Linked DNA regions of Homo sapiens: regions 1 and 3 are each linked to region 2. The links are chromatin contacts, found by Hi-C or POLR2A ChIA-PET in ENCODE. All regions are on one chromosome and are shown on one strand. Each heading gives the region's core, a stretch centred on a gene start or an enhancer-like site at or near the end of the contact. The rest is flanking DNA. Distances are from core to core; before and after follow the strand shown. Region 1 has its middle 59 kb from the start of TNFSF8. Region 2 overlaps DELEC1 (deleted in esophageal cancer 1). Region 3 has its middle 28 kb from the start of TNFSF8.

Region 1 (4,587 bases), core at 319-2,818, 220 kb after region 2:
AGGAATTTCCATCTGGGAGCACGTTCATTTCCCAAAAGTAATTTCAGTCGGTGTTGCCAAGAGCAGGAAAAAGATAAAGGTGATGAAAAGGAAATGAAGGAAATAAATGTCAACTAGAGCCTTGGCAGACAGAGCTGGTTTCCACCCAGTCTCCTCTGATTTGGTTCAAAAAGGCAAAATACTCGATTTAAAATTCCTCCTACCAACCCTGCACACACACACACACACACACGCACACAAAACATGCACGTGCACACGCCAACATCCTTGAAAATAGAAGTAGTTGTAAGATCCAGTTCTGCCCGGTGAGTTGTAGGTAATATTCAATGAGTAGAGGTCATGGTTAACTTCTCTGAAACGAAATGTCCCCTCTGGCTTTTGGTCCTGCCCTTCTTTGCACCGGAAAATAATTGTGATGGCTGGAGGAGCAGCACCCATCTTATGACCTGAGGCTGAAGGATATACTCTAGGGTTGGGGTTGGATGACTTTGTAAAAGGAGGGAGACTAAGTCCTCAATGACTTTGTAAAATTATTTACTTTTTAGTAGAGACACTGAAACTCAAGCAGCCTAATTCCAGGACCCACATTACAATTAGTTTGATGAGTGTTGGTAGCAGGAGGTTTGGGGGTCTCCTTCCATTGATACTCAGCTCAAATGGCCCTATGCAGGAAACCTTGCCTAATTCCCAGGATAAATCAGGATTCCTTCATTTTATAGGTTCATGGCTCACCATCATTTTCCCTCTGGCAAGTTACCACAGTTATTTGTGTCACTATTTGTATGATGCCTGCATCTACTACCAGACTCTAAGCCTTGCAAGATATAGATATAGATCTAAAACTAGATCCATATCTCCGTCTCCACTGATCTATCTATCTATCCCTGTCTATCTACCAACCTACCTATATAAAGCCTTTGTATTCCTGATGCCCAGCACAGTGCCTTGCATAACATAGGTCCTCCAATGTTTGCCAAGAAAATGAATGAATGAATGAATGAAAGCCATGAGTTGAAACCACATCTTCAGAATCCTCCATCATTTCTACCAAGAAAAACAAGATGTGAACAAACAAATTTAGGATTTCTCAGTTTTTTATAAGAACACAGACACCCTTGAAGATTCAAGGGCTGATTGTTCAATATGATGGCCCTTCAGGGACTTCCTCTGGGCATCGCATGGCTTCTCAGGATGCACAAAGATTACAAGGGCAGGTCTGGTTTCCTCTTTAGGAGAGATTGAGTGAAAGAAGAAGCTGGTCCTACCTGAAGTCTGGGGATCATGTGTGTGTGATTATCAAGATTCATGCTCTGTGCCACTCCCCTGAGAGACCCCCAGGCTGTCCCCCCATCACCCTAACCTCTGATCAGTCTCCAGGGTCAGTGACAGAAAGCAACAAGCCTTTCCACGGTTCTGAATTTGAGCTGCTTGTGCATTGAGCACTGTCAGAGCCACATCAAAGGCTAAGGTTGGGTTGCCAGGTCTACACTGAAAGTCCTCAGGAGCCACAGCTCGGGAGGCAGGGGCTCTGGAGGCGCCCCCAGCTCCCTGGGGGACCAGGTACTTTCCTGAAGAGAACACATCACTCAGCTCTTCCTGTGCTTTTACTGTAAACTCTTGGTTTATGATGCACCTAAGAGGAAGGACAGAGGGGAAAGAGAGAGACAGAGACAGAAAGACAGGGGAGGTTGACTTGAAAGAAGCACAGTAAACAGCAACTGATTCTTACATGTTCAGAGCTGGGAGTGGCAGTCCCCACTGAGAGGCAGAGACTGAGGCCCAGAGAGGGAAAAGTGGCTTGCTCATGCCCAGGAAGCTGAGAGAGGAGAGAGGCAAACCCAGGCCTCTTTAGCTGGTTCTCTTTCCACCACATCTACATAGTCACTCTTCCTGAGAACCCTCTAGGATCCAGAAATGAATTGAGCTCTCTTTGATAAGAGAGGACCCCAAGAAGGAGCAGGGGAACGGCAATTATAGGTACCAAGAGCCAAGTATGCTCATGGCACAATGGCGGACTCAAGTGTCATCCCTTCCAGCATGTGATAGTCACTGCATCTCAGAAAATACGTAAATGAAAAAAGCCAAGGCCTCTGCCCTCACTGAACTCCCAGTCTACTGGGAGAGTCAGACATGCGCCCAGCAACATCCAATACCTGGCAACCTTGGAGAAGGGTTAGCAGTGCACAGAGGAAGGATTTGATGGTCAAGATGGGAGAGGTGCAATGGGAATCAGCAAAGGCGTTCTGGCCTTCGGGGTGAGTATGTGTTCATTGGTGGAAGAAAGGTCACCACAAGCAGAGGGACATAGGTAGCAAAGGCCTCAAAGTGGGGAAATACGTGGTGTAATCCTGGTGAGTCACCCTGTGACTGAGGCTTAGCTTTTTCATAAGGGACAGTTGCAGAGAGCTGACTAGGAAGGTAATTTAAACCATTGATGAAAACCCCAAAGCCGGAAGCCTGGCTTTGTGAATGTCTTAGTGCCCAGTGCAGGGCTAAGCACCAGAGACCCATGCTCTGGATGAATGATAGTGGGGCCTGATCATTGCCTACCTGGGGGCTTAATGAAGTGTAAAACCATGTTCACATCTCCTACCACCTGGGAGTTTGTGCCAAAAAAAACCCTAAAGACCACTTACAAAGCAGTACCTATCAAATACTGGATATTCTGAAGCACAGAAATCCTGTGGTAGACATGAGGATGAGTGGTCAACATAACCCCATCACCCATCTAAAAGCTTTATGAAATGGCTTACAATTAATTCTTCCAGAGAATAAAGAGACAAGAGACCTGAGACACAGTGACAAGCACATGGCAAAATGGATGACAACTAAGTCTACCATCGTGCCTATGTATGTTTGGCTTTATTTATTTATTTATTTGAGACGGAGTCTCCCTCTGTTGCCCAGTCTGGAGTGCAGTGGCGTGATCTCGGCTCACTGCAACCTCCACCTCCCGGGTTCAAGTGATTCCCTTGCCTCAGACTCGGAGGAGCTGGGACTACAGGTGCCTGCACCACCTGTACCGGCTAATTTTTGTATTTTTAGTAGAGACAGGGTTTTGCCATGTTGGCCAGGCTGGTCTTGAACTCCTGACCTCAAGTGACCCACCCGCCTCAGCTTCCCAAAGTGCCGGGATTACAGGCGTGAGCCAGCACATCCAGCCTGGCTTTCTCTTTTAAAAGAAAGAATTTTCTGGGGTGCTCTGCTTTTCCTCATCCTCATCCCATCATAGGAGGGGATGCCCTTTTTTCACCTCAATCCACATTAAGGGCCCTTTAAGAGAGTACACAGAGAGTTAGACCAGAGGACCCCGGAGTGAGATGGTTTTGAACTCTGGCAAGTAAAGGGAATACTATCTACTGGACCTTTTAAACCTGGAGTCTTATTTTACTCTTTTGTATGCCCAAAACTGAACATATATTGAATATTAGTAACCCACCTGCAACATGCTCTTCTCAGTCCTTGCAATGATTTGGAGATGTACCTTCACTACTGCATATAAAGACATACTTCATTCATCTTAACTGCTGTAAGGTGTACCCTCACATTTTACTTATCCATTCTCATGCTTAGCCTTTTTATAAATGTAAAAGAAATGCATGGTCAATACTGTGGAGTCCTAATTAGGGAAAGGAAGTCAGGCTGGTGGGACCAGGGGAAAGAAAAAAGAAGAAAGCAGATCAGCTATAAGTCCACCTCTCTCCATGGTCCAGCACATATAGCCCTCCTGCACCTAACTTATCACCAGACACCTGCAAGTTAGCTCACTGCAACCTTGGCGTTATCAGCACTGCACAAAGCCCTCCTCAGCATACAGCATGAACACCATTTTATAAAATCCCCAGCAAGCCTTTGTTTTCTTGCAGTCGGCTCCTCTCTTACCAGCTGCCTGTTGCAAACTCGCAACTTATTTTCATATTTTCTTTAATAAATCTGCCTTTCTTCATCTACAGCTGTCTTGGTAAATTCTTTTACCCCCATGCCACCAGCCCAGATAGTCACTGCTCACCGGTGACAAATCCAGAAAACTTGGAATATACAAAAGGGGAATACTTTAAAGCCTGTTACACAGAGGGATGATTTAGACAAATCACTCTGGCTGCAGTGTGGAGGTTAGGTAAGTGAAGGTGAAACAGGAGGCAAGGAGAGACACATCCTTGTCTGAGAGAACAATGGCCTGGTCACAAGTGATGACTACAACCCAGACTTCAAAGTCCAAGTTGCTCTGGCTTCAAACCCCAACCTTTTTTTTTTTCCCCATGATGACATATAATATATTCATAGTAGGGTGCCTGTCAAGACATCAAACAGGTTATCTGTTGAGATAAATTTAAAATTTAAGTTAGCCATTCTTCTATTTAGATATATACATATAAAAAAAAAGACATCACCTAGAAAAAAAACACTTCTGTGGGCTCCTCGAGTTACATAAATGTAGGTGATGCTTGCAGTGGGGCAAAAGGAGCCCAAGACAGAATCATGTATTATTGCATTAGAGCTGTCACTTCGGGAGACCAGGCAGGGGTACACAAAGCAAGGGGGTATACCCAGAGAGGGACCAACTTATATAAGGAGTACAGGTAATGT
Region 2 (4,893 bases), core at 1,433-3,932:
TATTAACATTCAGTCCAAACTCCCAGACATCGGTGCAAATCTATCTCAATAACAGTGATCACCACTGACACGGCATGCATCAAATCCTGTCCTTTCAACATAGTGAGATCACCAGTGAATAAAAGAATTGGAATGAGTGATAGAGTTTCAAGTTCACTCACATAGGTACCTGCCCAGAGCAAAGAGGAACTTTGCAGTCAGATAGTTAGGCAGCATGGTGCTGTGATAACAAGCTCTGAGTCAGACCCAAGGCCATACTGATTCACACTCTAGCTCTTTCACTGATTATCTTGTGTGGCCTTGAATAATCATTTTATTTCTCTGTGCCTCAGTTTCCTCACTTGTGCAAGGCAGATGATAATGCTATCTACCTTACAGGGTTGTTGTGGGGATTAAATGAGTTAACCATGTAAAATATATTTCAAAAGTGCTGGCATGTACAAAGTTTTCCTTTTTGTTAGTATTTGCAGTTCCCATTAATTCAGTGCTCTGTGATCATGGAAATGTTAACAAACCTTTTGCATCTCAGTTTACAAATTTATAAAAGGAGATAATAATACTTGCCTCAAGAAGTTATTGTATTCAAGGTATATAAAATGCACAGTATAACACTTAGAGGATAAGAGCTGTTATTCATAGTAGCAATAATTGTCATCACCATGAAGTCAATAATCAGGATAACAATTGCCTGAGGCAAATGAGGAATTGTTAAAATATCAAATCGTATTTGAAAATTAACTCTTAGGAATCTGTTATATAGAGAGACAAACTTGAGAAGTGAGGGCTTTGGAGTTATACCGACTGGATTTGAATTACTAGATCTATCATCTAGCAGCAGGAAGACAATGAAACAATAACTTTTGTTTGTTTGCTTGTTTCTCTTTCCTCATTGGAAAGACTGGAAAAATACCACCTACTTTGTAAGCCTGTTGTAAGTTTAAGTGGGATGCTATGTAATGTACTTGGCCATAGTTAGAGTTTAATAAATAGTAGCTATTCTAAAGCAAAGGTCTAAGGCAGAAAAATGACCCATAATTTTTATTAATATGAAGTGAATTGAACAAAACAATCAGATTTATCCTTGTAAGCTTGGCTCCCACTAACTTAATGAAGATGGAAGAGAAAAGAGGAATAAGGGTTACAGGGACTAAGTACTCAGAGTGTGTAAGGAGTTTTGCTGAGGTTAGCTATAAGGAATTTGTGGTTTGAATCAAAGGACTTCAGTTTTATGAGGTTTGAGGGCCTTTTTCAAAAGGAAAACCAGATGTATCATTGGAAAGCTCATGCAAAGAGGGCTATCTTCTGCAAATGCTGCTTTGAGTCTAATTCTGTTAGACTGGGTAGGGATTCAGTAGGGAGAGACCCTGGGGTGTTTTTTAAAACCCATTTGTTCCTATCTTGTGGACCTTCAGTGATGTTCTCAAATGGGTCACGAGGCTGGTATTTTATAAGCAATATGATCCACAGCCATGAGGAGAGGAATGATTCTAATATAGTCCAGAAAACAGTAGGGCTTTCCACCTCAAAACTTTACTTTAAATCTTTGAAAAGAACTAGGTTTTCTACCCCAGGAGTCCAGCATCTCCTGACCCAGGGTTCTCCTAGCACAGTCAACAGGAATGAATGCCTTCCCTAAGCCCCTCGTGGTCACTTGATCCTCTGGCTCTTGGTTTACTTTTCCCTCTTCCTTAAACTGTTCATTTTCAAGTAACATGGGGAAAGTCACATCAGTCTTATTGAGTATCCCTAAAAAGTGGAGGCAGGAGAATGGACTTGACGATAGAAGAATTTATTCTTGGTCACTAAGTGTGCTCAGCTGGCTATGTCTACCTCCATACCTCCATACCTCCTCTGGAAGTAAAGAAGTACCCTGGAAGTAAAGAAGACTCATGAGGTAATAAAAAACAGTAAGTAAAATTGCTTTGCCACCTAGACTGCAAAGACGATGAATTCCCTAGTGTGTTTATCAAAATTAACTGACAGGTCTTATGAAAAGACTGACTTATTTAATATATAAGGAAAAAACATCACAAGATTCAACAATATAAATGCATATAATAGGCTGGGTTCCTGTTATAAGATATGGCACCTTGCATTTTCCATACACTAATTATCTAACTAAGTTATTATAAGTTAGACATTATCTTTATTTCACATATGAGGAAATAAAAGTCCAGGGACTCAAGTGATACACTCAAGTCTAGGTTTGAATCTCTCAGTCTGTGTTTTTGTCATTTCCCCGACATTTGCATATATGTGGTTTGCTTAGCACTGATGGTTTGAGAAATAATTTTAGCTGGTGCATGGAAAAATACATTTCCATTTTAATGAGTATGTATGAATAGTATGTGCATCCAAATATCCAGGCATATCAGAGTTGTGGTTTTGTGAAACTAATTGTTTAGGATGAAGCTACTTTTACTGGAGTCTATTTAAAGAAAAATATTCAGAAATTGAAACATTAAAAAGACAGGTTTGGAAAAAGTTGTTAAGAATGAGTGAAATGTGGGAAACTCTGTTCTGGGCCAGACTGCTCTCTGTGTTTTATAACGAATGGCTGCAGGCTACAGGAAGCAAGATTTCTCAGAAAGCCTTAGTCAATGTGTCGGTCACCTCCCCTGGTATTTGCCAGCTCCTGCTGACACCACCATCCCCTAGCTGAAAGTCCCTGCAGCTAGAAATCTAGAAAGAAGCCCTTCTCCTAATCTCATTAGCCAAGTCTTGGTGATTTTAGTTCTTCAGCAGCCATTCCTCCCCAGTGTCCTGATTGCCCCTAATGCTTACATTCACATTCCCCACAACATTCTCACAACAGCATTCTCACATTCTCACAACAGCATCTTAACTGGCCTTCCTAACTCTAATCTCACAAGCTATCCTGGAAAATCCCCAGACAGCCATGTTACTTTCTGTGGTAGGCTGAAATGTCCTCCATCAAAGCCCAAATTCTAATCCCCAGAACTTGCAAATTTGTTACTTTACATGGCAAAAGGGACTTTGCCAATGTAATTAAATTAAGGATCTTGAGATGGGGAGATAGTCCTGGACTATCTGGGACAAAAGTTCTTGTGAGAGAGACACAGTAGAGTCAGGCAGACACGAAGATGTGGCAACGGAAGCAGAATTCGGAATATGCTTGGCCACCAGCCAGGGAATATGGAGAACCTCTAGAAGCTGAGAAAGGTACGGCTTCCCCAAAACCAGAGGAATGCAATCTGCCTACCATGTTACACATCTGATCTCCAGAACTGTGAGTCTGTGTTGTTTCAGACCACTAAGTTTCATGTTGTGCGGCAGCAATAGAAAATGAATGCACTCTCCTGTCCAAAGCCCCTCTTTTTTCTTGCCCAAAATCCAGCTTCTTAATCATTAAGTCACTCTTCACAATGGAGCCTCCCAACTTTCCAGCCTTATTTCTTGACCTCCAACCCCAAAATTAATATCAATAGCTAATATTTATTTTGTACTTAACTATATGCCAAACACTAAACCAAAATGTGTATATATATATAAAACATATATATTACATATATTTGTTAACTCATTAAATTCTGACAATAACATACAAGATAGGAATTATTATTGTCCTCCTTCTTACAGATGAGGAAACTTGAAAAAGGTACACAACTTACTTAAGGTCCAGAATTAATAGTAGTAAGGGAAAGATGTAAATTCATACCAGTTTGATTTCAGCATCTCTGTTATTAAACAGTATGTTATATCTCAACCTTGGAGTTTTCAGACAACATCCCTACTCTTTCGTATTCCTAGAAACACTGTAGAGAAGAATGAAGCCATGATATAGAATCAAGAGAAACTGAGTAAAATAGAGGAGTAGGGACTCTGAAGAAGAGGGGCTTTAGGAATATTAGAAGCAAAGTGAGATGGCTCAAAGCTGATGAGGACTGGGTGAGCCAACATTAGACATATGCTGGATTATTTCCTTTATAGGGCCCTGGACATACTTGTTGGGCCAGGAGAAAAATATTAAAGGGGAGGTATGGAGGTAGACATAGCCAGCTGAGCACGCTTAGTGCCCAAGAATAAATTTTTCTATCATCAAGTCCATTCTTCTGCCTCCATTTTTTAGGGATACTCAGTAAGACTGGTGTGACTTTCCCCATGTTACTTGAAAATGAACAGCTTAAGGAAGAGGGAAAAGTAAACCAAGAGCCAGAGGATGCCATATGGTGTGGTGATGATCAGGACTAACTCACAAACCAGACAACCTGGGATTAGTACCAGAGCTGAGTTTTTCATTCCCATTTTTCTTGGTTCTAAAACTCATGTTCTTATCCTAATTCCATGAATATTTAACAGACAAAACATGTTAACTCAGCTAACCAGAATGAAATGGATAGAAACTTCCTCTTACCTATCTTAGCTCTATAGAAAATCAGAATAAAAAATCTGATCTGGCTATTTGAGGACACAAGAATGATGAGCAGAGTTTTAAGTCTGTGAAGGATACAGTCCAAACCAGGTTCATATCGTGGTTCACTCTGCATATCTAAACAAGTTTACCCAACCTTGGGTATGACTCATTTGCTGAAGGAGACATATATCTACCTCTGACTCAATAGAAAAGAAGTAACTCTAAGACAGTAATTTCCTTAATTGGGCAAAGCCTAGGTCATTTGAAAGGGAAAGCATTCCCCAGCCTCATGGTTATCACCAGCCTCAGTCTCATATCTTCAGTGTCTTCCCTATATCTTTGTCCATCTTCCACAGAGTTATTAAAGTGATCTCTTTAATATGAAAATACTTACTGATAACTTGCCTCAATATCCATCCTTCAGTTCTAGCAGAAAACCACAAAGCCTGATTTTTTATATGGGCTCTTGACCATCCAGAGCAAAGACTGTATTTCCCAACCTTTAATGCAGCTGAGTG
Region 3 (4,375 bases), core at 356-2,855, 250 kb after region 2:
CTTGGTTTGATTTCTTCCAACCTTAGGAAATACAGAGGGGAATGCACCCCAAAGCAAAGTTTCAACATTGATACTTAAGCTACTGTGATTCAGAAAAGTTTTCAAAAAGTTTCAACAGAAATGTTGAAAAGTCAGTAATAGTACATAACCCATTTTTTTCCACAGAGACACGTTCTCTCAACCCCATCCAACTTTCCCAGAGTGCCTCTAAGACTCTAATAAACTAAAGATCCCGTACCTTGAAATGAAAATCATGGTTTCAATTTTAGGGTCTATCATGTGCCTAGCAACATACAAAGCTTTTATGTGTATTATTCACAATTTGCCTAAACTTTATGTTTCTGTGTTTTATCCTCCTTTTAAATACGAAGTGAGGACTCAGGTTAAACAGCTTGACCAAGGCCACACAACTAGTAAATCAGGATTAAACCCATATCTATCTGCCTGTAACATCCGTGCTCTTAACTACCCACCACACTGTCTTAGCATAGAATTGCCTCCTCTATGAAGACTTTCCACCACCCCAAATCCAAGTCAGTCACTTATTATTCTCTGCTGCTATTTGTTTACTTGTCTGTCTCTCCTGCAAGACTATGAGCTCTGGGAAAGCAAGGTTGGCTTGATTTCTTGCCTTGCTAGCACCTAGGAAAGGGCCAAACACAAAGGATATATTGAGTAGTTGTTTATTAAATCAAACAGTAATGAAAGGGGGGCAGATAAATGAATGGATGAATAGATGGGTTTCAAAGAGAAGTTACAGCAGCAAATACATAACTCTAGCACCCATAGATCAAGTATTAATTAGGGGAAAACCAAAAATATTTATCTGCAAACAATGGCACCTACATCCACTGTCTCTTACCTTTGCCATGTCTTTCATATCTCTGCCAATTTTGTATGTTTGCTACCTCCCCTTTTTTCCTTCCCTTCCTTTTCCCTCTCTCCCTTCCCTTTAAATACCTGTAATATAGAACTGAAATCATACGTGTAATATTTTCGTTTGTTGTAATTTATGATTCAGATATAAATAATGTTTCCTCATTCTTAATTTCAAAATCCAGTGCATGGAACATTTTTGTAATGTCTAAAAATAAGATCCAAAACACAAACACCCACAATTGTCTCTCCTGATTTAACAACATACAGTAAATTGATATTTTTTCTTTTTTCTTTGGTGAGTCAGTGACCGCCAAAAGAAAAAAAAAATTATCCAATCTTGTTCAATGATAGGAAGTAAGAAGATTTCAGCACCTACTAAGTGCCAGTTGTGTGTGTGTGTCTGTGTGTGTGTGTGTGTGTGTGTGTGTGTGTGTGTCGTCCATCTTCTTATTTGCATTTATAGGGAGACAACTAAGGCTCAGAGGTTATGTAACTGTCCCACTGTTACCCAGGAAGGAAGAGGAGAAAGTAGGATTCAAACTCAGGATCCATGATTAGTTCTCTCGCATGAAATTAAAGACATCATATGGTAGAACAAACAAAGAGAAAATTTGCCTAGTTGAAAACAAAAACCTAGGATTAAGGAACGCTTTTTCAAGGAGAGCACCAAGGTTACTAGAACACCGTTTTGTAATCATGGGTGTAGAGCTTGCATGCTGACATTTCCTATGATTCAGCTCTGCCGTCCTACTCGGCTCTTTACGAAATTAAACCACATTTTAGAAAAGGAAACAATATCAGACTGATAATAATTTCTGTTTAAAATCAGATAATTTAAAACAAAGGTGAAAACCAGTGGAATGACATAGATTTTTATCTCACCTGCTAGTCACAGAAATGTTGAGTGTGAAAAACTTTGAATTCCAAATTCCAAAAATAAAACTTTCTTTGCTGGCTCTGGAGGTTTCTCATATTGTTTCACAACCTACATGCCCACGCCCCCACTCTCATGGCATCTGCTTCCTCTTCCTCCCCCAGCCCATGCCATGAACCCGAAGGCATGCGACAGGGAGGGGGTCTAGGGCAGAGAAGAGCCCAGGAGCCCTTCCCTGCAAGGGCACTTCTGAAAATCCCCAAACACCACTTCACCAAAATTCTCTCAGGCTGCTCTGGGCTGAGCAAGAGTGGAAGAAACCAGGCAGGATGTCAGCCGTGCTTATGTTCTCAGAATTGCTACTTGGCCACAGTTTTCTCTGGCTTGAACCATAGCAGTGGGCAGAATGGAAAGTGTATGAAAAGAAAGTGCAACTGATGGTCTTGGAGAAGTCCTCAGAGTGAAAGCAGGAGGCGCCTGTGGGAGACTTCAGCCCTCGCTAAAGCCAAATGGGCCTAGCCAAGCTGCCTGGCCCAAGGTACCAGTTCCTACCCTCCTGTCCAGATTTTAGGGCATTCTTGGAGCATCAGTATTCTCCCCTCATACCTCATTAGCTTTCGATTGCATTTTGCACCTTCATTCTTAAGAAGTCATTTGCCTTGTTAAATGTGAGTATTCCCCAAGGCCAGTGCTAAGTCTCTGTTCTTCTGGCTGCATCTCAACAAAGTTGTAGAGTCAGAACACTATTGTGGTTGAACATGAGGCATGAGTTTAGCCAGATCTGACTTCCAGTGTGGGCCCTGCCAATTATCAGTTTTATGACCTTAAGCAAGTAATCATCTTTCTTCATGTCATTCTCTTCTTGAATTACTCTGCGAGAACAACTCTCTAACCTGTTTTCATTTCCCACCTCTAATATAGCCAACTGCCTGCTAAACATTTCCACTTGGACGTTCCTTTATTGCCTCAAGTATGACAAATGAAAACCATTATCTATTCTTCCCCATCCCCCCAAAATCTTTCATATTCTTTCTTTCTGCTAAGACAACCATCATGTTTTGTTCTATTTTGCTTTTGAGATGGGGTTTCACTCTGCTGTCCAGGCTGGAGTGCAGTGGTGTGATCACTGCTCACTGCAGCCTCCACCTCCCCAGGCTCAAGTGACTTTGCCACCTCAGCCTCCCAAGTAGCTGGGACTGCAGGCACCTGCCACCATGTCCTTAACCAGTATTTTTTGTAGAGATAGGATTTCACCATGTTGCCCAGGCTGGTCTCTAACTCCTGGGCTCAGGCAATCTGCCCACCTTGGCCTCCCAAAGAGCTGGGAGTACAGGTGTCAGCCACCATGCCTGGATGGAAGCGTTTTTGAGAATCACCTTTAACCTCCTATATTAAATCAGAACCAAAGTCCTATTGATTTTTCTTCTCTAAACTTTCTGCAGTCCCACTCTTCCTTTCTCAAAAGCTCTCGTCGGTTCATAGCATCTTATTTCCTACATGTGTACCCTTTTCAAACTAGCCTTCATACCACAACCAGAAAAGTTATTTCTGAAATTGCTTTGATCAAAATACCCTACCATCACCACCTCTCCCACCACTGAAAAAATACTAACAAGCTCCCAACCAGGAAAAAATTCACTCTCCTTGCCCTGAGTACTCAAGGCTCTTCATAAAACAGGATCAGTGTCTCCCAGCATCGTCTCCTTGGGCTCCCACCTGAGGCCTCTTCCTCAAACCATTTCACTCAATATGTAGTCCCTCATTTGTCAAATATGTGTAGAATACCCACTTGGAGCCAGGTGTGATGGATACAGTGGGTGAATAAACAGACACAGCCTCTTCCTAGCAGGAAAGCAGACAGGCTTTAGACCACTAAACACATACATAGGCTGGGTGTGGTTGCTCATGCCTGTAATCCCAGCATTCTGGGAGGCCAAGGCAGGCCAGATTACTTGAGGTTAGGAGTTCGAGACAGCCTGGCCAACATGGCAAAGTCCCGTTTCTACTAAAAATACAAAAATTATTCAGGTGTGGTGGTGGGTGCCTGTAGTCTCAGCTACTTGGGAGGTTAAGGCATGAGAACTGCTTGAACCTGGGAACTGGATGTTGCAGTGAGCCAAGATTGCACTACCGCACTCCAGCCAGGGTGACAGAGTGAGACTTCATTTCAAAAAAAAGAAAAAACACATACATAGAGACAAATTGTGAACTTTGGTTAAACACAACAGATAGGTCATAAGCAGTTATATCTTTTTCTTCTCCCAATAAAATGAACCAAAAATTATTTTAAGGTATAAATGAACAACAAATTTTAATCAAATTTTGAAAGACAGGGAATAGATACATGAGTAATAATCAACTTTGTTGAAAAGTTGAGAAAACTTCAACTTAACAAGCCTGGAGAGGAGAATGTTGAACATAATCATTCTCATGAACCCTACACATACCTGCAAAGTGTGGCTCTTAGAGACCTGATGCCCACAGAGGCAAGGAGCAAGATATGAGGCCGCACATTTGAATGCAGGAAGAGTTAAATTGGTAGATTCCCTCCCTTGGCCCCACAGAGCCTGATGGCAACCCCACAGACAGAAGATAGGAAAGCTAGCATCTGGAGAAATCTTT

The links. A loop is a pair of places that touch in the nucleus more often than their neighbours do. ChIA-PET counts read pairs that join two places held with the same protein, here RNA polymerase II (POLR2A). Pooled maps may share reads with other maps.
Region 1: a loop to region 2 is called in a pooled map, with 16 times the contacts of the local background. The contact joins two enhancer-like sites. A Hi-C loop is called at or near these places in 2 of 37 single-sample maps with no recorded cell type and 9 of 50 pooled maps. POLR2A ChIA-PET finds 5 or more read pairs at or near these places in 1 of 52 experiments (activated CD4-positive, alpha-beta T cell).
Region 3: a loop to region 2 is called in a pooled map, with 11 times the contacts of the local background. The contact joins two enhancer-like sites. A Hi-C loop is called at or near these places in 1 of 168 maps with a recorded cell type or tissue (Caco-2), 1 of 37 single-sample maps with no recorded cell type and 6 of 50 pooled maps. POLR2A ChIA-PET finds 5 or more read pairs at or near these places in 1 of 52 experiments (activated T-cell).

The regions. Positions count from the first base shown.
Region 1 is chr9:114,986,917-114,991,503 of GRCh38, reverse strand. No RefSeq gene overlaps it. Among named protein-coding and RNA genes, the nearest start is that of TNFSF8, 59 kb to the right of the region's middle. Within about 2 kb of position 1,568, at least 2 of the 41 ENCODE cell types and tissues checked have a DNase peak (open chromatin) inside an H3K27ac peak, as active enhancers do.
Region 2 is chr9:115,205,015-115,209,907 of GRCh38, reverse strand. All of the region lies in intron 1 of DELEC1 (deleted in esophageal cancer 1), which reads right to left. Among named protein-coding and RNA genes, the nearest start is that of DELEC1, 66 kb to the right of the region's middle. Within about 2 kb of position 2,682, at least 2 of the 41 ENCODE cell types and tissues checked have a DNase peak (open chromatin) inside an H3K27ac peak, as active enhancers do.
Region 3 is chr9:114,955,906-114,960,280 of GRCh38, reverse strand. No RefSeq gene overlaps it. Among named protein-coding and RNA genes, the nearest start is that of TNFSF8, 28 kb to the right of the region's middle. Within about 2 kb of position 1,605, at least 12 of the 41 ENCODE cell types and tissues checked have a DNase peak (open chromatin) inside an H3K27ac peak, as active enhancers do.